Linked DNA regions of Homo sapiens: region 2 is linked to region 1. A link is an interaction called in ENCODE POLR2A ChIA-PET data of the cell type or tissue named here. Cell type or tissue: IMR-90. All regions are shown on one strand. Each heading gives the region's core, and the rest is flanking DNA. Links, peaks and the distances in the headings are about the cores only.

What was found. ChIA-PET counts read pairs that join two places held together with the same protein. Peaks named below come from ENCODE experiments on the same cell type or tissue, not always from the same donor. Only the 100,000 strongest peaks of a DNase experiment are listed, where the experiment ranks them.
Region 2: POLR2A ChIA-PET joins it to region 1 with 5 read pairs; 3 of 35 experiments call an interaction of 5 or more read pairs at or near these places.

What each region holds. Positions count from the first base shown.
Region 1 is chr6:13,435,623-13,447,771 of GRCh38, reverse strand. The region is part of intron 1 of GFOD1 (Gfo/Idh/MocA-like oxidoreductase domain containing 1); the gene reads left to right. Among named protein-coding and RNA genes, the nearest start is that of GFOD1-AS1, 45 kb to the left of the region's middle. In IMR-90, for the core only: no CTCF peak of the experiment used is centred there; DNase peaks (open chromatin) are centred at 2,561 and 7,101; H3K27ac peaks cover 500 bases.
Region 2 is chr6:13,622,561-13,634,709 of GRCh38, reverse strand. RANBP9 (RAN binding protein 9) reads left to right here. Exons shown (of 14, transcript NM_005493.3): 11 at 158-279; 12 at 2,189-2,340; 13 at 8,946-9,057. It also overlaps a transcript of NOL7 not described here. Among named protein-coding and RNA genes, the nearest start is that of NOL7, 13 kb to the right of the region's middle. In IMR-90, for the core only: a CTCF peak has its summit at 9,667 (motif pointing right); no DNase peak of the experiment used is centred there.

The sequences.
Region 1 (12,149 bases), core at 2,445-10,444:
TTTTTTTTTTTTTTTTTTTTTTTTTTTTTTTGAGAAGGAGTCTCGCTCTGTCACCCAGGCTGGAGTGCAATTGCACGATCTCAGCTCTCTGCAACCTCTACCTCCCGGGTGCAAGTGATTCTCCTGCCTCAGCCTCCCAAGTAGCTGGTATTACAGGTGCCCACTACCATGCCTGGCTAGCTTTTTTTGTATTTTTAGTAGAGATGGGGTTTCACCATGTTGACCAGGCTGGTCTCAAACTCCCTAACCTCAAGTGATCTGCCTACCTCAGCCTCCCAAAGTGTTGGAATTACAGGCGTGAGCCACTGCACCCAGCCTCAGAATATCTTAAGTTCATATTTTAATATCTTAAAGGTAAAATGAGTTCACTAGGATGGGCCCTGATACACCATGTCGGATGTTCTTATAAAAAGGGGGGAATTTGGACATAGACACACAGAGAGAGCACCAGCACCTGACTTGCAGGCTGATGCATCTACCAGCCAAGGAATGCCAACGATTGCCAGCAAACTACCAAGAGATAGGAGAGAGGCCTGGAGCAGATTTTCCTTTACAACCTTAAGAAGCATCCAGCCCTGCCCACACCTTCATCTCAGATTTCAGCCTCTAGATCTAAGACAATAACTCTGTTTATTGAGCCACTTGCTTTGTGGTCCTTTCTTACAGCAGTCCTAGGACACTAATAAGCCTTCTGACACCGATCTTCTGTGATCTTTTGGGATGGTGGTGAAATCAGCGGATTGTTTATTTTAACATCTAGGAGATCAGATAGGTTCCAAAAGCATCCCTTACAGATGAGCCCATTTTTGCCAATACTTATTGTTACTTAGAGCTGGATGGACTCAGAATTGGGGAAACCATCTCTGTTTTGGACACCTAGAAGATGGGCAGAGAAATGACTGGTGGGGATGAAGGATGTTGTTGCTGCCAGTTGGTGAAAGGAGAAAAGGCTCAAATATGTGCTTCTGATCTCTAACATCCCTTTCCACCATCAGCAGGACAGATGAGTGGGATCACATCGGCCCTTACCCTTTTTCTTGGGATCCCTGCTTCCATGCAAGGCTCCCCTTGCTGTAGCTGGTGGCCACTTGCATACATGTGCTTGGGGCAGTGGATGTGGCCTACACGTGTGATTCGCTGCCAGTGTCAGGGGTGTGTTTGCTGACGCTGCTTGATAAGCCACTTTAGGATTAGCAGGTGGCCAGAGTGGGCCTGGTGTATCCCTTGGCTGTTGCTCAGACTCTCCCGGCTTCACCATGTCCTGTGTCTGAATCCCAGGCTCTTTCCAGGCTTTTCAGGATGTGGATCCTCCCCACACTGTAACAACCTCCAACCTAGAGATCACAGCCACCAGTCGATATAATTAATGACCCCAGTGGTCCCCCGGGTTCTAACACATACAGTTCTCTGTCTTGATGCTTTCCCCCTCATTCTCCTGGGGCAGCCTGGGCATGCTGGTTCTTAGGATTCAGTTTTGGGAATTGCAAGTGTACAGGCCTGTGTTTGGAGGTTTTAAAGGTGATTTGAAACAAATTCCATTTAATGATGTGGCTATTTCAAAAGCCTGTCCCTGTCACATTAGAATCCCCAGAGCTGCAGCTTTGTTAACTTTCAGTTTGTTATTGGGCTAGGAATGGGCTGTGATTATTAGCAAAGTGGACAGAACAATTGGTTCAGACTCCAGCATGGTGGTTTTGAGATCCCGTCTCCCTCTGCTAGTCTATTTTTGACCCTGCCAGCATCATTTTTTTCCTTTTGAGGTTGAATAAACAGACATTCTCTAACCTTCCTCCTGCCACCCAGCACTCTCCTTCTGATCAAGGTTGACACATTTAGCCCACTCTGTGGTGTGATGCTCTATGAAAAGATCAGACCTACATTGTGGCGTCCACCTGAGAGGTGTAGGACAGCTGAGGTTGGACGTCTGGACTGTGCAACCCAGCAGGACAAGCCTGTGTCACACATGGCCAGAAGCTATTGATCTCTTGAAGATTAGTCCTGAGTTTTACTTGGTTTGTGTGTCTTCTAAGTGGCAGCATTAAGCTTTCTTGTTTTAGAGCAAACCTCTTGATTCTGCAGAAATAAGGGAAAAAATGTTGCCTTTCTTTTGAAAGCAAGCCTGTTAAGAAGAACAGAGATGCCAGACCCAGCTGTCTTTTCCTCCTGGTTCTTTGGCTGTAAGAATCTTCTTCCCACTTCAGAACCATACTTGGAGGGGAAAGAAGCCAGGCATTGCCAAATGACGAGATCTGTTTGTCCTTGGCTCTGGATAATGTGAAACAAGAGCTTGTTTCCCTAAATAGTTTTAATTCTATGGCTATTCTGATAGGGAAACGGTGGGATTGGATCTTGGTCTCTTCAGATTGAGGGCCCAGTACAAGTACAGAACATTATTACTGTGATCGATAGGAGATTATAGCCATGGGCAGTCTCTGGAACTCATTTATATGCATATTATTTCCTTAGTAATCAAATATGAATCTGAGAAGTGGTGCTCAACGAGCATCAGGAAATCTGGCTCCTGATGAAGACAGGAGTTGGTGAACATCTGCAAGCTTGGAAGGCTGCCAGCCGATACCTTCACCGGAATGCTAACTCCTCCCTCCTCCCTGTTCAGCCTCGGCGCCTGTGGCTGGCTGCTGAGCCCTCTTCCTTTGCCGTGTTTAGTCCCTGCCAGTGTATGCAGAAGTTGGTGTGTTACTGATCATTAATGTGGTGTTATTGCCAGACTGGTATTTGTATTCTCAATCAATTTCCTTTAGAAGGGGATTCATTTAATACTTAGAGGGGGTTGATTTTTATGGTGGAGCTGGGGAGATGAAAAGATACATATTTAATTTTTATGTTTTTAATTAACATATAAAAATGGTATATATCGATCATATACAATGTGTTGTTTTGCAATATGTATAGGCTTACTTTGGAGAATTGTGGGTGCGGTTCCAGGCCACTGCAATAAAGCAAGTCAGACACATTTTTATATTTCTCAGTGCATATAAAAGTTATGTTTACACTACACTGTAATCTGTTAAGTGTGCAGTAGTATTATGTCTAAAGAACAATGTACATACTTTCATTAAATTTTTTTTATTTTTAAGTTTCCAGTTACTTAGACATAAAACGTTCTATATTAAATATTAAATAATTGAAATTCAATCCCAATAAAAATATTGAACATAAATATAAAGCACGTGAACATATATTTTCATTAGGATAAAGAATTTTCCAGATTTTTTTTAAACTCTAGAGAAAGGTTCTTTTTTTTTTAACAGGAGCATGTGTATATTTGTTAGCTAGGTAAACTCATGTCACAAGGGTTTGTCATACAGATTATTTTGTCACCCAGATACTAAGCTTAGTACCCAATAGTTTTTTTTTTTTTTGCTTCTCTCCCTCCTCCCACCCTCCACCCGTAAGGAGACCCGCGTGTCTGTTGTTATCTTCTTTGTGTCCATGAATTCTCATCATTTAGCTTTCACTTGTAAGTGAGAACATGTGGTATTTGGTTTTCTGTTCTTGTGTTAGTTTGCTAAGGATAATAGCCTCCAGCTCCATCCATGTTCCCGCAAAATACATGATCTCATTCTTTTTTATAGCTGCATAGTATTCCATGGTGTTTATGTACCCCATTTTCTTTACCCAGTCTGCCATTGTTGAGCATTTAGATCGATTCCATGTCTTTGCTGTTGTGAACAGTGCTGCAGTGAACATTTGTGTGCATGTGTCTTTATGGTGGAATGATTTAGATTCCTCTGGGTATACCCGTAGTGGGATTGCTGGGTCCCAAATATTTTAATTTGCTACAAAATGCGAATGATCATCTGAGCCTTGAGCAAGTTGTAATCCTTTTGCCGGTAGAGGGTCCTGCCTTGATGTTGATGGCTGCTGACTGGTTAGGGTGCTGGTTGCTGAAGGTTGGGGTAGCTGTGATGATTTTTTTTTTTTTTTTTTTTTTAAGACTGAGTCTTGCTCTTGTCGCCCAGGCTGGAGTGCAATGGTGCAATTTCTGCTCACTGCAACCTCTGCCTCCTGGGTCCAAGCAATTCTCCTTCTTCAGCCTCCCGAGTAGCTGGGATTACAGGTGCCCACCACCATGCCCAGCTAATTTTTGTATTTTTAGTTGAGACGGGGTTTCACCATGTTGGCCAGGCTGGTCTCGAACTCCTGACCTCAAGCGATCCACCCACCTCAGCCTCCCAAAGTGCTGGAATTACAGGCATGAGCCATCGTGCCTGGCTGGCAATTTCTTAAAATAAGACAATGATGAAGTTTGCTGCATTGATTGATTGATTTCCTTTCAAGGAAGATTTCTCAATATCATGTGATACTGTTTGATAGCATTTTACCCACAGTAGAACTTCTTTCAAAATTGGAGTCACTCCTTTCAAATCCTGCTGCGCCTTTATCAACTAAGTTTATGTAATATTCTAAATCCTTTCTTATCATTACAACAGTGTTCAGAGCATCTTCAACAGGAGTAGGTTCTATCTCAAGAAACCACTTTCTTTGCTCATCCATAAGAAGCAGCTTCTCATCCATTCAAGCTTTATCATGAGATTGCAGCAATTCAGTCACATCTTCAGGCTCCACTTCTAATTCTAGTTCTCTTGCTATTTCCATCACATCTGCAGTGACTTCCCCCACTGAAGTCTTGGATCCCTCAAAGTCATTCATGGGGATTTGAATCAATTTCTTCTGAACTCCTGTCAATGTTGATATTTTGACCTCTTCCCTTGAATCACTAATGTTCTTAATGGCTTCTAGAATAGGGAATTCTTTCCAGAAGGTTTTCAGTGTACTTTGCACAGATCCTTCAGAGGAATCACTATCTATGGCAGGTATCATTTTACAAAGTATATTTCTTAAATAATAAGATTTGAAAGTCAAAATTGCTCTTTGATCCATGGGCTACAGGCATGAAAACAACACTCATCTCCTGGGACATCTCCATGAAAGCTCTTGGGTGACCAGGTGGATTGTCAATAAGCAGTAATGGTTCGAGAGGAATCGTTTTTTCTGAGTAGTAGCTCTCAACAGTTGGCTTAAAATATTGTGCTGTCATCCAAGCTTCGTTGTTCCATGTATAGAGCACAGGCAGAGTAGATTTAGCATAATTATTAAGGACTCTAAGACTTTTGGAATGGTAAATGAATTTTGGCTTCAACTTAAAGTCACCAGCTGCATTGGCCCCTAACAAGAAAGTCAGCCTGTCCTTTGAAGCTTTGAAGCCAGGCATTGACTTCTCTCTAGCTATGAAAGTCCTAGATGACATCTTTTTCCAAGAGATGGCTGTTTCATCTACATTGAAAATCTGTTGCTTAGATCACTATGTTTCATAATACCAGTAATGAAAAAGTCTGAAATATTGTGAGAATTACCAAAATGTGATAGAGAGACATAAAGAGATCGCATGCTATTGGAAAGATGGTGCTGATAGACTTGTTTGACGCAGGGTCGCATAAACCTTCAATTTGTTTAAAAAAATGCAATAGCTGAAAAGTGCAATAAAGCAAAGCACAATAAAGTGAGGTGTGCCTGTATATACTGTGGAATGGCTAAGTCAAGCTAATTAACATAAGCAGTACCTCACATACAATGTTCAGCATCCTTTCATTATAACGATTAGAAAAAAAATTGATTCCCGGCCTTGGCCACTGTCTGTATGGAGTTTGCATGCTCTCTCCGTGTCTGCCTGGGTTTTCCCCAGGTGCTCTAGTTTCCTCCTACATCCCAAAGCTGTGTTATTAGGAGAATTGGCGTGTCTACACAGTCCCCATCTGAGTGAGTGTGGGGGTGTGTGTGTGGGTGTGTCTGGCCATGGGATGATATCCTGTCCAGGGCTGGTTCTCTCCTTGTATCCTGAGCAGCCAGGACAGGCTGCAGCCACACATGCTCCTAAACTGGAATAATTGGGTAAATGATTATCTTACTTGTTTTTGTTAATCTTTCTTAAATATGTATCTATCTATCTATCACATTTACTTCAGTATTTAATATTATAAGTGTTTTGGGTGTTTATTTAGAAGTTTGGTGATATTTTTGTGACCAGAAATATGCCATAGGAACTTAACTCTTGTTTATATCAATTAGTCTATGTCAAATTGGTTTCACATTGGTATGTTGTTATACCAATACAATATACTCAATATACTTTAAGTGCAAAGTTGCAATTTCCAAGAACGTATTGATGAAGGGAGAACTTACTATTCGTAACATTTATTTTTGCAGTGAGACTAGTTCAAAATCTACTATCTTACCAATTTTCAGGAAAAGATACATTTTTTAACACAACGTATGAAATCGGACAGAACCCTAAATTCAGTTATTTTCTCCTTTTTGTTGGGTGTTTATCTATGTGATGCGTAAGTTACGTGTGCCACATTTCGTTTGAAAGAGATTTATCACTTGCAATGATCTCAGATTTGTCATTTTATAGGGAGTTTTTCACCCCAAACCCCACTCATTTAGAAAGAAGAAAAGTCAGAGCCCATAGGTGTGTGCTGGCAGCGTGGATGTGGGAGGATGAAGAAGGGCAGATGTCCAGGGTGGACCCTCATGCACCTTCAGAGCTGGAGGGAGGTCTCAGAATCCAGAAATAAACTTGGGCCCAGTGTGGGCACCGCACTACCCTAGCTTCTGTGGGAAGGGCTGGGGAAGGAGATCTTACTGTTAAATGCTTATTGTACCAAATTATATCAACCTTAGTAGATGTGGACTGTGAGATGACTTCTTCACGATGATCTGATGGACTTTTAGGTTAGCAGATGAAGTAATCTGTGTAATAGGCCAAACCCTATTCTTTTTATTCCCATCCATCTGAATACACAGCTGATTGCAGCAGTTCCTTCTGTCTGTGGGGAGGAACAGTAGGAGAAGAGCAGTGGAGAATGTATCCAGAGCAGGACAGACACACACCAGGGAAATTTTGGCAAAGCTGGGGCTTTAAAAATAACAAAATAAGCACTATTTTAAAGTATTTAAAGAGCTCTGCATTTCTTGAAGTGAACTAGGGATGTTAGGGTAATTACCCAACTACTGTTTACATTGAAAGCTGTTCTCTGATTTAATAGGAAACATATCTGGTTTTGATTTCTGAAAACATCTGGTAGCAAAATTGCTGCCAGGAGACCCAGCCAGTCCTGAAATGGGAGGAAGTCCGAACTCTTGGTTTTCTAGCGATGAGGAGTGCTGCCCAAAGCTAGGGCTCTGAGAGCAGTCATCGTAGATGGACTGATTACAGTCCAGGAGGTGTACATGGTTCACAAATAAAGAATTCATGTTGGCCACACACGGTGGCTCATGCCTGTAATCCCAGCACTTTGGGAGGCTGAGGCTGGTGGATCACCTGAGGTCAGGAGTTCGAGACCAGCCTGGCCAACATGGTGAAACCCTGTCTCTACTAAAAATATACAAAAATTAGCTGAGCGTGGTGGTGGGTGCCTATAATCCCAGCTGCTTGGGAGGCTGAGGCAGAAGAATTGCTTGAACCTGGCGGCAGAGGTTGCAGCCAACTGAGATCGCGCCATTGCATTCCAGCCTGGGTAACAAAAGCAAAACTCCATCTCAAAAAAACAAAAAAAAAAGAACTAATGTTAACCCTTAAATGGAAAGACCTGGCACTCCGTGGAAGAACTGAACAGCCTGGAATGCTAGGATTGATCAAGCTTGGATATCCTATAACAATTATCATTGATTGCCAACATCCAGTATTCTTAATTTCAGCTTTAGGGCAGTATAGGGCAAGCAGTCAAGGTCTCAGGTTCTGGGATTAGAGAGGCCTGGGTTCAAATCCTGTCTCCTCTACTGACTTGCTTTTGTGCAGTGGTTCTTAGTCTTTGCTGCACATTAGAATTGCCCGTGAAATTCTTAAAACTCTGGATGCCCAGGCTGTATCCTAGAGCAAGGGTGTAACAGTCTCTAGGGGTGAATCATAGACATTGGTGTCTTTGAAAGTATTCTCCCTTCTTCTCACCCTGGGTAAACATGTTGAGAGCCACTGTTTAAGACTTGAAAAGTTTCATAGCTCAATAGTGGAGTTTCATCATCTAGAAATTGGGGATAGTATTATCTAACATACATGTTTCCCATGAAGATTAAAAGAGATAATACATGCATGGTGATTAGTCCACTGCCAGGACATAGTAAATGCTCAGTAAATGACAACCAACATCCCCAGCTCAGCTTCTTGAACTCCTGGCCTCAAGAAATCCTCCTGACTAAGCCTTCTGAGTAGCTGGGTTACAAGATGAGCTACTGTGCCCGGTGAGCTCAGTTTCTCTACCTGCAAAGAAAACTTCTGAAGTGCAAATGTGGTGGTTCCCACATATGCTAGAAGGGAGGCAAGGGAATGCAATTCTTGCATTTGTTTGACAGAGACAGTCAGATACTCTAAGCCTATGGTGTTGTTGCAGAGAAGCATTGAGGGAAATGGCTGAGCATCAGAGCCTCTTCTGACAACTGTGCCACTTTCTTAGACCTACAGGTACACCCAAATCCACTTGAAATTACAGAAACACATTATCTTCTTTCAATTTTCAGTTGTTTGTTCCTAGATTCTCCTTCTTATTGTGATAAGTTTTTAAAATGTGACTTTATTGTAGTGTTAGACAAGGGGCAGTCTTGAGAAAATTAAATGTGAGGAAGGTTTGGGGAATGTACCCCTAACCTTCTATCTAGTACATCTAGACCAGTTAATCCCTGAGTACCCTGATTGCAGAGATGGATGTTTCTAGACATGAAATAATGCAAATTGGCTTTCATTTCTATGATTCTGTTCTCATTCACTGGTATAAAATCATGTCTACTTATAGGATATCAATTTCTGTCAATGTTTCATAAGTATTAATTATAAAATCCATTGTGTCTGGATTAACAATTCTGCTCTCAGAACATTACCAGCTAACACCTTCACCTAAGTACCAGCTCCAGTACAGATTCACTTATTCAGGGGTTTTTACTGGCATTTATTAGTGCTAGGATGTTCACCACTGGGCTGGGGTATGGACTTCAGACCTCAGAAGGTTTGGGTTGAATCCTAGATCAGTACTTCGTCACTGAACCTTGGTTTCTTTATCTATAAAATGTTAACAGTGGGTGTTCATTTTACAGGGTGATGGGTGATGACGATTAGAGATGATATAAATAATATATATGTTGGGTCCATTATAAGTGCTCAGCAGTGTAGATGAATATATATTAATATTAATATATTACTAATTGAGAGACTAGTCATTCAGTTTTTCAAATTTAATTGTTTTCATGCATTTTTGAGAAGGTATAATTTTACATTCAGAGATGGTACTGAATTTTCTGTGAGGCTTGGGAACTACTCTTGAGTGGTTACAGGCTATAGTAAAAGTCTGTGTGTGATTACAATTAGCTTTCTTTGTAAAGAGGGTAATTGCATCCTCAGTTCCTCAACATTTTTGTTGCCTTCTTGCCTTCCATGTTGAAATGAACTTCCCTTTCTCTTCATTCTTATGTAAACACAATGCACACAGCTTTTGTATTCTAAGTTTTAACAGAAGATCACAACTGTGCACTGGGGGTATTCAGGGCTGGGTTCATCAATACTAAATCTTCAAAATCTCACTTTGGAATGGAAGAGGAGGCTCAAATTAGTGTATGCCCTTCGATCCTCCCCAAGTTCTTTGTGTGTAGCCTACTAAACCCTTCATCACATAACATCGCCATTTGGCATTTATATGCCTCATCCACTAAATTAAATAAATGAAATAACATGTTAAAAAGTGTGCACTGAATGCTAACCACATAGTTTGTATTTTTCTTTGTCTTTCTTTCCATATTTTATTTTATTTTTCTTCCTTCCTCCTTTACCCATTTTCTCCCTCAGCATTTTATTTCTCTGTAACCCCAGGGCCCAGCACAGCATAGCTGAAATAGATGTTTGCTGAACAAAGAATGAGTAAAGTATCTTTACTCTTGCAAACTCAAGTGCACCAGTAATGATTTCTGTCTGGTATATGGCAGTGTGCTGACCAGACATAGCAGTGACTGCCAAAGGTCATGATCAGTATTTTGGCCCATGGTGTATGCATTGCTGTATATCTATACACATCCATCTGTTACATGATTGCTAGAGGGTGGGTTTGTCTTTTTGAATGGGCTGATTATAAGAGGTTTGAACTAAAAAGGCACCAGTACTTTAAAAACAATGATAGCTGTTCTGCCCAACATAGTAGCCGCTAGTCACAAGCAATTATTTACATTTAAATTAATTAAAAGAAGATAAGATGAAAAATTCAGTTCCTCAGTTGCACTAACCACATTTCAAGTCCTCAGTGGTCACATGTGGTTAGTGGCTTCCATATTGAACAGCACAGATAAAGAGCAATTCTAGCCTTGCAGAAAGTTCTATTGGCTGCATGTGAGGGAGTGTGGAGGGATTTCAGGTGACTTTTAGAGTTAAGAGGGTCCTACTCAAGCCTGTCTCCTACATTTGCTGTGGTTAGAGAAAGGATGATTTCAAAGATAAAATCTTCAGCGAGGCTTGGTGTGTCATCAAGGGAACTCGATGATGGAGCAGGGAGAGGCAGAAACCCAATACCAGGTTGGGTATTGGGAGAGCTTTGAGAGCAGGGAGAGGCTTTGAGGGTAGAACTTCCTGACTTTTCATCATTGCCTTCACCAAGACCCACCTCATTTGGGTCAGCCTTTCCCTTTTTCTCATACCTTACTCACACTTTCCCTCTGAAAGTGGTTTTAGGAGATAAACACAACTTGGCCAAGGGATATCCAGGCCCTGCTTTCCCAGAGCCTCTGAGGCTGATGCCGTTGGACCAGCAGCTTGGCCTGGGGCTGTCCATATGAGCTGGCTCTGCACAAAGCTCTGAACTGGAGTTCTGAATGAACACAGTGCCTTTGATAGAATGTCACATAAAATGATCTCGCTTCATATTTCTCAGGCTAGCCAAGCCTTTTATAGGAGTAATCCGATAGCTCATCAATCATTTTCTCATATACGAAATGGAGAAAATAAAGCCACAGAATGATTAAGTATGTGCCCAGCAATTCAGCAATAGCGGTCAAGGTGAAAATCGTCACCCTTCACCTTTGCAAATCGACTTGTGGAAATTCATTTAGCTACATTAGCACAACTATTTATTGCAGCATTGGTTATAATACTGAATAACTGGAAACACCATATGTGTCTATGTAAATAGGGGAATGGGTTAAGTGAATTGTGTCATATTAATACAACACACTATTATGCAGCCTATAAAACCATAATTTAGATTTGCATATGCTGATATGGAAAGATCTCTAAGATACAGTAAGTGAAAACTTAATATGTGAAATTGAATGCAGAGCATGATCCATTTGTGTTAATTATGTTTAAAAGATAGATATTCTAGGAGAATATATAAGAAACTTTTACAACTGTTTTATTTGGGGAATGAACAGGAGTTGGCAAGGGAAAAACTTAATTTCATTTTATTTCCTACTGTAGTGTTAGACTTGTTTTAACAAGGAACATATTCATGTTTTACTTTCATTTTTAAATTAAAGTTTATTTATGTGCTTTCAAAATTTAATTTTTAAAAACATGTTTGTATACTTTTAGCTCAGGTAATACACACATGTGATTCAAAATTCAAAGGTACAAAAGAGTAAAGTATGAAATGTTAATCTTCCTGTTTCTCCATCCTCTGGTCACCCAACTCCCCTTCTTGGAGAAACCACTGTTACTCCCCGATAACAGAGATGAATGTTTCTAGAAGTCAAGAACGCAAATTGGGTTTCATTTCTGTGATTCTAGTATCTTGTAAATCCTTCCAGATATTCTACTCATGTAAGAGAAAGTTCATTAAAGTTAGTTTCTAATTATATTTGTAAACATGAATGTGTGCTAAAATCTCCTTTGACCATCACTCCTAACCCCTCTCTTCCATTCCTATATTTATAATATTAGGGTTTTAAAAACATAGCTAGCTGGAGAAGAAACCCAACTTTTCCAAATTTATTAGTCAAGAACAGCAGGCAAAAGTTCAAAGTTCCCAGCTAGCCTGTTACTTAGGGCCCACACTTTGTGCACAGGAAATGCTATGAAACCATATTATAAAGAGTCATTGCATGGTTTGGATCAAGTCTAGCTTCCGGGGAAGGCATGCAGTGGGCTTGGAGCAGTA
Region 2 (12,149 bases), core at 2,789-10,788, 190 kb before region 1:
TGAATACGTTCAAGATTTAACTAAATACCTTTTTTGCAGATTTCTGTTGCCTTATGAAATTAGTTTATTCGTAGGCTATGTAGTTCAGTAGTGATTTATTTTAAACTAAGCTGCAAGTATGATATTTCTAAAATTAGGTTTGTTTTTTCGTTTTCAGTAATGATGTAGACATGGAAACAGATCACTACTCCAATGGAGTTGGAGAAACTTCATCCAATGGTTTCCTAAATGGTAGCTCTAAACATGACCACGAAATGGAAGATTGTGACACCGAAATGGGTCTGCAGTGATATTTCTTACATTTTTAATAAAAAATGATGGCTACAAGGTTATGTTTTTACTTGTACTGATTCACAGCTGATGAGCATAAACCAGATTTAAAGATGTATGTGCTGTAGGACTTGACAGTAATGCATAGCACTTAAACTCTTGTTTGAGTGGGCTGCTAGAGAAAGTAGAGTTACCTTTCAGCTACAGGCAGTGTTTCTTGCTGAACTGCTTAGGCTCAGGTTTAGCGCTGTCACTAATGCAGCAGTACTGACTTACTGGTGTTGAGCCTCTAGGCTATTTTAGGTTGGAGATGATAGAACTTCTTATATTTATGTCAGTATAGTCAGTAAGGCCAAATGGTTAGATGATTTTACAAATTTCTAATCAGTATTTCTTAAATGAGTTTAACGTAAACGTGTGTGACTTTGCATAGTACTATCCCTGGTATATAGTAGGTGCTTAAGTATGACCTCCCTCACCAAAAAAAAAAACCCCACCACCAACAAAAAAATTATGTGGCTCCAAGACACATTAGCATGCATAATTTTATTTTGTAGACAACTTAAGTAGTAAATTGCCTGTCCCATCAGCAAACTATCCCATCAAATGGAGAGTGAAAATTTATTTGTTGGATTACATTTTTTCATTTATTTGTTGGAATTCCATGGCAATGTTAGATTTCTTATTATTTTGAGATTGAGTGGTATTACTAAAATTGTTTTTTAAAAAGAAATGCAGCTTTGTTTTACTCTTCAATATCAGCCACCTCAGTTTCTGAAGAGTAATTTAAGTACAGTGATAAAGAGCAGGAGTTCTAGAGCCAGATTACATAGATTTGATTTCTGCAAAACTGCCATTTACTAGCTGTGTGACCTTGGAAAAATTACTTAACTGCTCTGTGTCTCAGTTTCTTCATCTGTAAAATGGGTATAATAACGACCTCATAAGTTATTGTGAAAGTAAATGAATAATCCAAAAAGCTAATAGCACAAAGTGCTTGGGAAATATTAACCATCATCATCGTCATTACCTTATTTTTAATGACTTATAAGTAATTTATACAGTTAAATTATTTTATCAATCAAGATATATAAAACTATTTTCTTAGCTGGGCATGGTGGCTCACGCCTGTAATCCCAGCACTTTGGGAGGCCGAGGTGGGCGGATCACAAGGTCAGGAGTTTGAGACCAGCCTGACCAATATGGTGAAACCCCATTTCTACTAAAAAATACAAAAATTAGCCAGGCATGATGGCGCGTGCCTGTAATCCCAGCTACTCAGGAGGCTGAGGCAGGAGAATTGCTTGAACCTGGGAGGCAGAGGTTCCAGTGAGCTGGGATCACACCACTGCACTCCAGCTTGGGTGACAGAGTGTGAGACTCCATCCAAAAAAAAAAAAAATTATTTTTTCAAAGTGGTATTTTTCTAAAAGTAGTGCATTTAATCTTTTCAGTTAGTATAATATGCTGTCTTCTGTATTTTTATTGTAGTCATTTAGCTTTTCTTAGCTTTCAGGAGCATTTTATTACATCTCTACTACGTCAGTTAAGGCAGCCTGAGTGGCATTATTAACAGTTTTCCTTTTTTTTTTTTTTTTTTTAAATGTTGCTTAATGTAGTTTTAGGGAATTATACTTTTTCTAAAATTTTTTTCTGACATAAGTACCCTCTAACACTGAAAGGTTGTCCCCTCTCAACTGCATGCTGAATACTGGATCCTAGACTCTTGAGAGCTAAATAAAGTATATCTTTTAGCTGCAGTTTCATATTAAAAATGAATTTTTAACAATCTGCATATTTAGATGAAATATTAGGGAATAGTTACTAAATGTACAAAATGGTATAAGAAATGTATGTTCGTGTCCTCATTATACTCCATTCCATAAGGTAGTAAAATACTTGTCTGTTTTTCTTACAGAAGTTGATTCAAGTCAGTTGAGACGCCAGTTGTGTGGAGGAAGTCAGGCCGCCATAGAAAGAATGATCCACTTTGGACGAGAGCTGCAAGCAATGAGTGAACAGCTAAGGAGAGACTGTGGCAAGAACACTGCAAACAAAAAAATGTTGAAGGTGAATATATTTTTTCTTGAAAAATTATGAATATGTCAGAGGAACTAAAATGTAGTTTTGTGAAACACTGAGCAGTGTACCAGAAATTCTTGTTAGGGAACTGGGACCTGACCTTCCCCCTGGCTCCTTGCCCATCTGAGAGTGGAAATATTTGATGAAGTTAGGCAGTTCTGATCTACTGGAAAGAGCATTGGACTAAAGCAAAAAAAAAAAAAAAAAAAAAAAAAAAAAAAAAAAAAAAAAAAAAAAAAGGATTAAATCCCAGTGCTAGTGCTTATCAACATTGTGTGTCCTCGTTAACTTAGTTTCTTAGTTTTATTTTCTCAGCTGTAAAATCAGCAGTTACTAGGAGCAATGTGGGCGTGCAGATAAAACTATAGGTCTGAGATCTCATTTTAGTAAATGTTGTTCAGGTTTATAGCATTTTGGATGTATAACACATGGTTCTCATTTTGATGGGAATTAGTGAAGAATTGGGTCACTTTTCATGGCCAGAATAGTTAAAATACATTTTAAAGTCTCTTCTGGATTGTTGTCCATGAGCTGATAGGATGGATACAATCTAATTCAGTAAAGTAGCCACAGTTTTGTGTACCAGTTGAAGGTGGAGGGGCTTTCTCCTAACTTAAGTCAGCATTGCAGTTGTAGAGATGTACAGCTCTTTAACAGTTGGTTCATTGTAAACATTTTCTTCTGAATATTTTGGAAGAAGACTGAAATTAAAGGGGAGATGAATGCAGTGGCCTTGAGACTAATGTTTGGGTATGGTAGGAAAGGGCAAGCAAAAGATTCCTGCCGCTGTTTCTTCCTGACCTGGACTGAAAGTTAGTACAGGTTGAGTATCCCTAGTCCGAAAATCTGAAGTGCTCCAAAATCTGATACTTAAGAGTGCCGACATGATACACAAGGATATGCTCATTGGAACATTTTGGACTTTAAGATGAGAGATGCTCAATTAGTAATGTTTTAACATTTGAAAAAATCTGAAATCTGAAACATAGCACAAGTGTAGGACATAACATGCTTGCCTGGCCTAGGATGTGTTATAGAGCACCTCAAGTTAAAGGCATGCAATCTTGTATTTTCCCTAGCTGAGATGGGAAGTCAGGTGTATTTATCATACTTTGAACTTCATCTACTCCATAGTATAAAAACTGCTGTTTCTAGTGGTTACCCTGAGCTATCAAAAAAGTTAAATTATTTTTATGTTAGATAAAAAATAATTGATAATTGAAACAAGTTTAATTTAAAAAGTCAAATCAGGCCGGGCGCGGTGGCTCACACCTGTATTCCCAGCACTTTGGGAGGCTGAGGCGGGCGGATCATGAGTTCAAGAGATTGAGACCATCCTGCTAACACGGTGAAACCCCGTCTCTACTAAAAATACAAAAAAGTAGCTGGGCCTGGTGGCGGGCGCCGGTAGTCCCAGCTACTCAGGAGGCTGAGGCAGGAGAATCACTTGAACCCAGGAGTTCAGGTTCAGCCTGTGCAACATAGTGAGACCTTGCCTCTTAAAAAAAAAAAAATAGAAAAATGAGAAGAGTGGCATTGCTTTATATTTTTTTGTAAGTCTCTTTAATGCTTGGTTTAATAGGTGAGCTGTATTCGCATACAGACCAGACTGCCTTTAGTCTGTTGTGGTATCACATGTCTTGTGCCTCTGGAAAATTCCACTATATAGTCAGAGGAAATGAAAGAGAAAAGGGCAAGGAACATCTTAGTACTATTATACAAATAATTTTGACTTCACAGATCCCCTGAAAGGTTTTTGGACCCAGGTGTCCCTGAATCATACTTTGAGTACTGTTGTTTTAGGGCATATTTGGAAATAAAGAATTTTTTTTTTTTTTTAAGAATTCTTAAGACTTTTTTTACACTAGGTCATCTGACTTGGTTTTCTTTTTAAAACTTTATGCTAATTGAGCAGGATGAAATACCTTTGAAAATTTAAGATTATACTCCATTAGCTTACTTTGTGTTTGATTCTTATTTACATGAAGCTCAGAAGATGGCATTATATGGCCAATTCTCAAAGATATTCCTTGGTTATATACTGAATTGTGTGAAGATGTATCATCTTTATTTAAAGAGTATAGATGTCTTTGATTTTGCACCTCTAACTTCTAAGCAAATGCCAGCTACTTTCAGAGACTTTCTTAATACTCTGAGCTGCTTCCATCTCATTTCCCAAACTTATCTTGATCTAGATAGGGATAAGGTGAGCAACTGACCCACCTTATATATAAGTAGCCAAAGAACAAGGCCGGATGATTTGAGGGCAACATGAAGAGAAAACAGGTTTAGAAATCATTCCACTTCTTTTTGTCACTTCAGTTCACTTGTAATTGTAGCATTTTTTAAAATTGTAGCATCGTTTTTAGGTTTGCATAAACTTTGAGTCATGTGACTCAGAAGTTCATGCAAATACACACACACACACACACACACGAGAGAGAGAGAGAGAGAGAGAGAGACAGAGACATGAGAGAGAGAGATTGAGAGATTTGATTAATGTTGAAGGTCAGGTGGCACACTGTTTCTCTTGACCTTTTTCCTTTTAGTTTTTTCAAAGTCTTCTTTCCTCTTTTCCTGTTGTCTTTGTTCCTTATCTGCCTACGTCTTCCAGTGGCTCCCAAAAGAACTCTTGAATTGTTTGTTGAGCAGCTGTTTATTGAATTTTTGCAGTGTGGAGAGGCATTGTTGTAGGGACTGTGGAAAGTCCAGTATGAATGAACAGCCCCAGCCTGCAAGGACCCTTTAGTAACTGAAGTAGCAAGAGAACCATTTAGAGTCACCCTATTTAGAAACTGCTCCAGATTCTAAACCAAATATGAGTACAATTTGAAAATCCTACCTAAATGATGTCACATTTCCCTCAGAAGTTATTCCACTGAGGTAATGTTTTTTGCTTTAAAATAACCCATAATGCTACATATTTCAGGTATTTTCAGTTTTGTGCCTTAACTCCCATGTGCATGTATCTTAACTAGCTAATAACTGTAGTGACACTATTTTGTATTCTGTTTTGTCATAAGAATTTATTTCCTCCCAGTTTCTATGCATTATTTCCAATTATTTTTAAATAACTACACGAGGCTGGGTGTGGTGGCCCACATCTGTAATCCCAACACTTTGGGAGGCTGAGGCAGGAGGATTGCTTGAGCCCAGAAGCTCGAGGCTGCAGTGAGCTGTGATTGCACCACTGCACTGCAGCCTGGGTGACATAGCAAGACCCTGTCTCAAAAAAACAAAAAGGCTCAATGATATTTTATTGTTGCTGTATAGGTTTATTTCAACATTGCTCTGTTGTTGGATTTTTCCATTTGCTTTTATGTCAGATGCTTTAGTGAAATCTTTATACATGTATCTTTGTTTCTTAAATTATTCCACTGAGATAAATTTCTAGAAGTAGAATTGAGTCAAAGAATATGAACATTATTGTGGCTCTCACTGCATGTTGCTATACTGGTTTTCAGAAACCCTTTACCAACTTTTACCAGCAGTAATGAAGGAATGTACCAATGGCACTACTACATTAATGCTACTTTAGCGGGTTTAACATATGTTAGTATCTTAAAATTGCTTATTTGCATTTCTTTGGTTATCATCACCAGTTAACTTTTACAGCAGGCTTTAAACCATTAGTATTGTTTTGCCAGTTTCATTCATTTTCCTTTGTGAAGAAAGAATCAAGTCCTAGATGTTTACGACTGGGAGTTTGATGGTATAAACCATTTTTTATTTTTAAGGCTCTGTTAGTTTTGTTGCTTACAGCTTCACTCTACTTCCAAGCCATGTTTTATAGTGTTTTTGTGTGATCCTTCTAAAATTAAGTCTAATCCATATTGGTTTCCTTCATTTAAAACCTTATTTCCTTATTGGAAAAACTTGAAGCTTTTTAGTATGTTTTTTGGGGTATTTTAGCTCCTAACCCCTACCCATGTTTCCAACCATGCTTTTTTCTCCTTTCTCTCAGCCTGAGTTTGCATGTATTAAGTCAATAGTAATGTACTGTGTGTTATTTATTTACATGTAAGCCTTTTCTTGAAGCAGTGACTAGGTCCTGGTCATCACTGTATCCTCAATATCTGACAGCTGTATGTTGAACTGTACTGAAAATGAAATACCAGAGAAAAATTTTAGATGTTTTTTCTTCTTAACATTTAGATTGGTAACTAAAAGAATCTGCATCTTACTATTCACTGCCTCAGTTTGCTTCTCTAGATGATAGACATGATAACAACTTTAGATGATTATTGTAAGGATTAAATAGATGATCCATATTAGTGCCTAAAACACTTCTTCACACAATATTAGTGCACAATACGTTGTTGTCATTTTAAAGAACTTTTTCTCTGAGTTTTTAAACACTGCAGTGTAGTAGTATTTTTTTTTCCTTTAAGTTCCAGGGTACATGTGCAGGATGTGCAGGTTTGTTACATAGGTAAACGTGTGCCATGGTGGTTTGCTGCACTAGACAGTGTAGTCTTAATTTAAGATTTGGGAGTGCGACATTTCACATTTTCGGTGGTGTGTTAGGATGTAGGCTATGAATATAGTTTTGTACTTGAAGTTTTTGTTTACCAAGTATTCCTTGGAAAAATTGTTCAGTATTTCTTTTTAAATTTATCTGTACTATGGGTATGGTACCCTCATCAGATGGTTGTGGGGTAAATTAAGTCTTGAGCAAAGCTCAGTCCTTAAAAATAACGTGATTTTTTTTTTTTTTTTTTTTTTTTGGAGATGGAGTCTCTCTCTGTCGTCCATGCTGGAGTGCAGTGGCGTGATCTTGGCTCACTGCAGCCTCCGCCTACTGGGTTCAAGTGATTCTCCTGCCTCAGCCTCCCGAGTAGCTGAGATTAGAGGCATGCACCACCATGCCTGACTAATTTTTGTATTTTTAGTGGAGATGGGGTTTCACCATGTTGGCTAGGTTGGTCTTGAACTCCTGGCCTCAAATGATCTGCCTGCCTCTGCTTCCCAAAGTGCTGGGATTACAGGTGTGAGCCACCACACCCGGCCAAAAACAAAATAATGTGTTTGATTTGAGTTAGCTTTACAGGATAAAGGGTCATATATTCTTTCCATGGGTTGGGAAGTGTGGGTTGGGTTAGGGGCGGGAAGTAGAACCAAGTAGCTTTGTGGGATGCATAAAACATCTTCATTGCTGGAAGAAGCAGGTCTTGCTCTCAACAGGCATATGAATTATCTTCCTGTACCAAGCACCTGCATAGCTTCAGGGGATTCAAAATAGTATAGTAAATAATTTTTATCTTCAAAGAACTTCTATTGTAATTGGAGGAGAAAACTACCCAGAATGAAATACTCAGCAATATAAAACAATGGAGGAGCCATGTGTGTTTGCGTAGAGGCACGTGTATTCCATGCCTTGTGGTCTCAGACTGACTTCACAGCATTTCTTCATGGGTTATTCTTCTTTAAATCCACAATATTAGAGGCTTATTTGGATGAGAAAGGGCAAGAGTACAGTTAATCAGAAGCCTTTCCCCCACCTCTGCTTTCATAACACTAGTAAGATAACTAGAGAAATGATGGAAAATGGGTGTGGAATCTGGTTTTTTGAGCAGCTGAACCTAGGAGATGGTGCTCTTTAGGAATTTCAGTAGTCAGTATTTTCAAAGTGTTGTGTTCCTGAACTCACAAATTGACAGTTTCTGCAGCAACTCTCCATGTCTGCCTTCCAAATTGGTAAGAGTGTTCTGAATTTCTCTATTTTTATATTTGTATAATATTGCTCTGGATTAGGGTATTGACTTTTGGCATAATAATAAGACGTCATTTATTGAAAGATTAGAATGAACTGATACTGCTAATTTCATTTAGTCCTCATACAAATCTAGGAAATAGGGCCTCTTATAGTCCCCATTATGCAGTAATGAAACTGGCACTTAGATTGTCAATTGCCAAAGGCTACACAGCCAGTTAGTGGTGGAGCTTGGACTTGAAGCCAGTATCTGAAACCACCATTAGTATGTGCCTCCCATAGAAAGAAGACAAAAAATATAAAGTAGTTGTTTGAAAAGAAGACGACTGTCAGTCATTTTAAGTTTTGAAGAGGTGTGGCTTGAGATAGTTGGAAATACTGAATGCATAAACAGGTCCTGAAGGGCAGCCTGTTTAATTTTTTCATAACTGAATTTGAGAAGATGACATCCCAGTGAGATGTGTCCAGTTCCTAAATCTGTTGAAAAAAGGAAATGCAGACAGGCCCTGTCCTTTGACTGTCACATTCATATCAGTAGTAATAAATTGTGAAGTAAAACATCTGAATGTTTTGCCTTCCACTCTCCCTACACCAGTACTAGTTCATTCCTTTGAAATTTTTTTTTCCTGTTTTGTGTTTAGGGATGGGAGGAAGTTGAATGAGAATGGCTGTCCACAGGAAAAATGAAAATAAATTAGGCTTTGCTGCATAATTTAATGTTCAAAAATGTAGAGCGTCCCAGTGCTGGGAGTAAATGGGTTTAAAGTTTACATTATTAGTCTGTGCCTGGAAGCCATATTTTACCTCTCAACTTGGAAACATTTGTGAGCATAATAGTTGAACTATTTGAATTAAAACCAAATCGATGTGTTTTCAACAGGATGCATTCAGTCTACTAGCATATTCAGATCCCTGGAACAGCCCAGTTGGAAATCAGCTTGACCCGATTCAGAGAGAACCTGTGTGCTCAGCTCTTAACAGTGCAATATTAGGTAAGTAAAGCCAAATAAGGCACAATTTCAGTTAGATTCTCTGAAAATTTAAGAGAGGGTGTTTGTACTGGCATTTACACTTTGGTAAAATCATCAGGAAAATGTTTTCTATATTTTTAAAATATAAAAATACCTAAAATATAGAAACCCCCTCCTTTAATTCCAGATTCAAGTGGATTTAAATAGAATAAAAACAGTAAGATGGGGTACAACTTGGGATGTTTGGGAAATAGAAGTTTTTGTGTGCATGTATGTAAGCATTTCTGGTAGCCACGAATGTCTACTTCTCTCATTAGAATGAGAGATTTGGTGGTCCTTGTGTATAATTCAAAATACTACCCTACCAGAGACATTCCTTACAGCCCTCTTTAGTGAAAGGCATTTTCTGCCACTGATTTCTAGGCTAGGAATTGGGTGGCATTCTCTCGTTTGGCTGCTGTAGAAGGAATCGGAGAACGTTAAGAACATAGATTAATAATTGTCACAAGAGTTAGGCTAGAAGGGAACAGGGTACATTTGAAGAAAAGAGGTCAAGAAAGGTTTTGATGGAGAGAATGAAAATGGAAGTAAGGGAGTGAAGAGCTTGAATATCAGAGAAGCTCAAACTGATCCAGTAGAGGGCAGGATTCCTAGCTGGTCCTCCCCTGTTACCTGGTTCCCAACCATTTTGCTTGAGCTAAATTTGCAATGGGTAGCAGCAGCCTAAGCCACTGGTATCACAGCTCCCACCATGCTTATGAATATGGGCACAAGGGGCTTCCTGATGACTTGTGAGTACCCGGCAGGATCAAGCCTTGATGTCACATTCTATTTGCATTTATATTAGCCGGATTCAACTACATGCCCTTACCCAATAAAAAGGGTGGGTGAGGAAGAGAAAAGCAATTTAAAAGGCGAGGCTTAGCCAGGGGTGAGCATCAAGTGCGAAACGCTAATTCGATGTTCGTTTGGTTGCCATTCCTATGAGCAGCTCACTGTAGCGTTTGTGATTATAGTATTTATATACTGAACAAGTACTTTTTATATGAATTGTGTAACTGCACATATTGTGCATTTCTATATAAATGTGATAGGGTCGATTGTTTACATAAAACAAGTTTGAGTTTTGGGCAGTTCTCATCAAAGGTAATTTATATAAAGAGTGAGTTTTCATTTGACTTCAGAGTCTAATTCCCAGGTAATTGGGACTCCAGTCTAGTTTAGAAGTCTGTGCTGTGCTGTTTGGCCCTGCAAGGTTCAGGGACTTTTAGTCACATATTTCAAACTAGTTTAGGAAGATGAGGGCAGTGCCACAAAAAGTAGATTAAAGAGTAGTTTAGATAGGGAGACTTGCAATGAGGGCCAGGACTCTTACAGCAAGAATGTAAAGGAAGCAATGAAAAGCATTCATATTTAAGACTCAGTCTGTTTCTTTGCCCTTAGAAAATTTATTAATTTGTTAAGGACCAATACTGAAGTTTGGGAATAGGAGTAGTGTCCTCAGTGTTGTAGTTCTCCGGAATTTAGGATTTGTATATAAATGTGAATTTTCTTTGGTTAATGTGTTATATTTTCATTGGTTCTACAAAATTCATTTAGCTCCGTTGGTAAAAGTAACTTAGTAATAATGCTGGAATTGTAAGGAAAATTATGGTTTACTATAAATGTCTTTTTGAAGTTATATTGTAGGTAATCATTAAGACCTAATTATTAGATGATACTAATCTTTAAAGTGACCAGTTTTCTTACAATTTAGTTTCTTGAGTTCTTCAAGGGAATTTAATTGTTGAGCACCATTATCTATAGACACATATACTCTTACATATTGTGCTATATTATGTAGATTCAGCCATAAATAGTGCTTAATCTTATTAATATAAATGTATGCGATTCCTGTAAAATTAATGACACAATTATTAAACTGCTATAGATGGGCATGTATATGTTTATAAATACCATGCTATATTATGTAGGTCCATCTATATAGTGTTATGAAAATTTCATACATCCAAAAAAGTTAAAGATGCATCGCCAGATGCTTCCTTTGGCCAAAATAAAATTAAAAAAATATTCCCTGTAGATGTTTGTCTTTGAGCACGGTCTTCCCTGTGAACCCTCAAGACACCACACTTTCTCATCAATCTATGTGCCCTTTTTTGCACACGTTTATTCTTAATCCTGTTTTTGTTTTCTCTTCTACCTTTAAGTCCTGAATTTGCTTCTTTCTGATATTGTGCTTTTTCCCTTTTGGAAATTTCCTCTTCTTTCTTCCACCATCAAATTGCATCCTCTGAACCAAGAGTGGAGTTAAACCATATGAAGCCTTCCTAGCCATGTGTCAACTGTTTTTGCCCTTTGTTGTCAACTGTGCCTATAAAGAACTGATTAGTAATTTTATTGATTAGTTTGGACATTGCCTTCTCATAAAGAGAAATTACCAGCTTCTGAGTCTGGCCACTTTTACCATTAGTTCATTTTTTTCCATCTCTGGCAAGGAACAAATTTTGTTAATTATTGCATTTGTACTACAAATGTCTGACAAAGAAACTTATGATATGCAGGACCCTGAAAATTTATTGGCATTTTTTTAAATGTCTGAACTGTCCACTGTAAATTAGCACCTCCAAAACTGTGGGGTGGCTCTGCTGTATGTTCTCTCACTGTCACCACCACCACTTACTCCCCACCAGCCCAAATAACATTACCTATATATGCCTTGGAGATGGCTAGGCAGCCTGTTTGGTCCTATCCACAGAGGTGGAAGAACCCATCAGTGGAAACTTGTAATGAAAACCTGGTGCCTTTTTTAGTTTTAGTTAGTATCAACTGACTTTGATCAACCAGAAGGGAAATAATTCCTTACTCTCCACTCCAAATATCAGATAAAAAATTGTACCTTTCCCATCATAGTTAATATGGAAGTATTTTAGTATCTGATACTTTAAAAGTCTGATTCTGCCAGAGTTTATCTTATAGTTGAATACACAATACCCACACTACCTTGTCAGAATAGTATGTCCAAGGCGGCATCTGTCTTTTGCTTAGAAACCTTCATTTGCTGATATTTCAGAGTGGTATGGGAGTGGTAGTTTTTAAAGTCATTGCAGTATTCT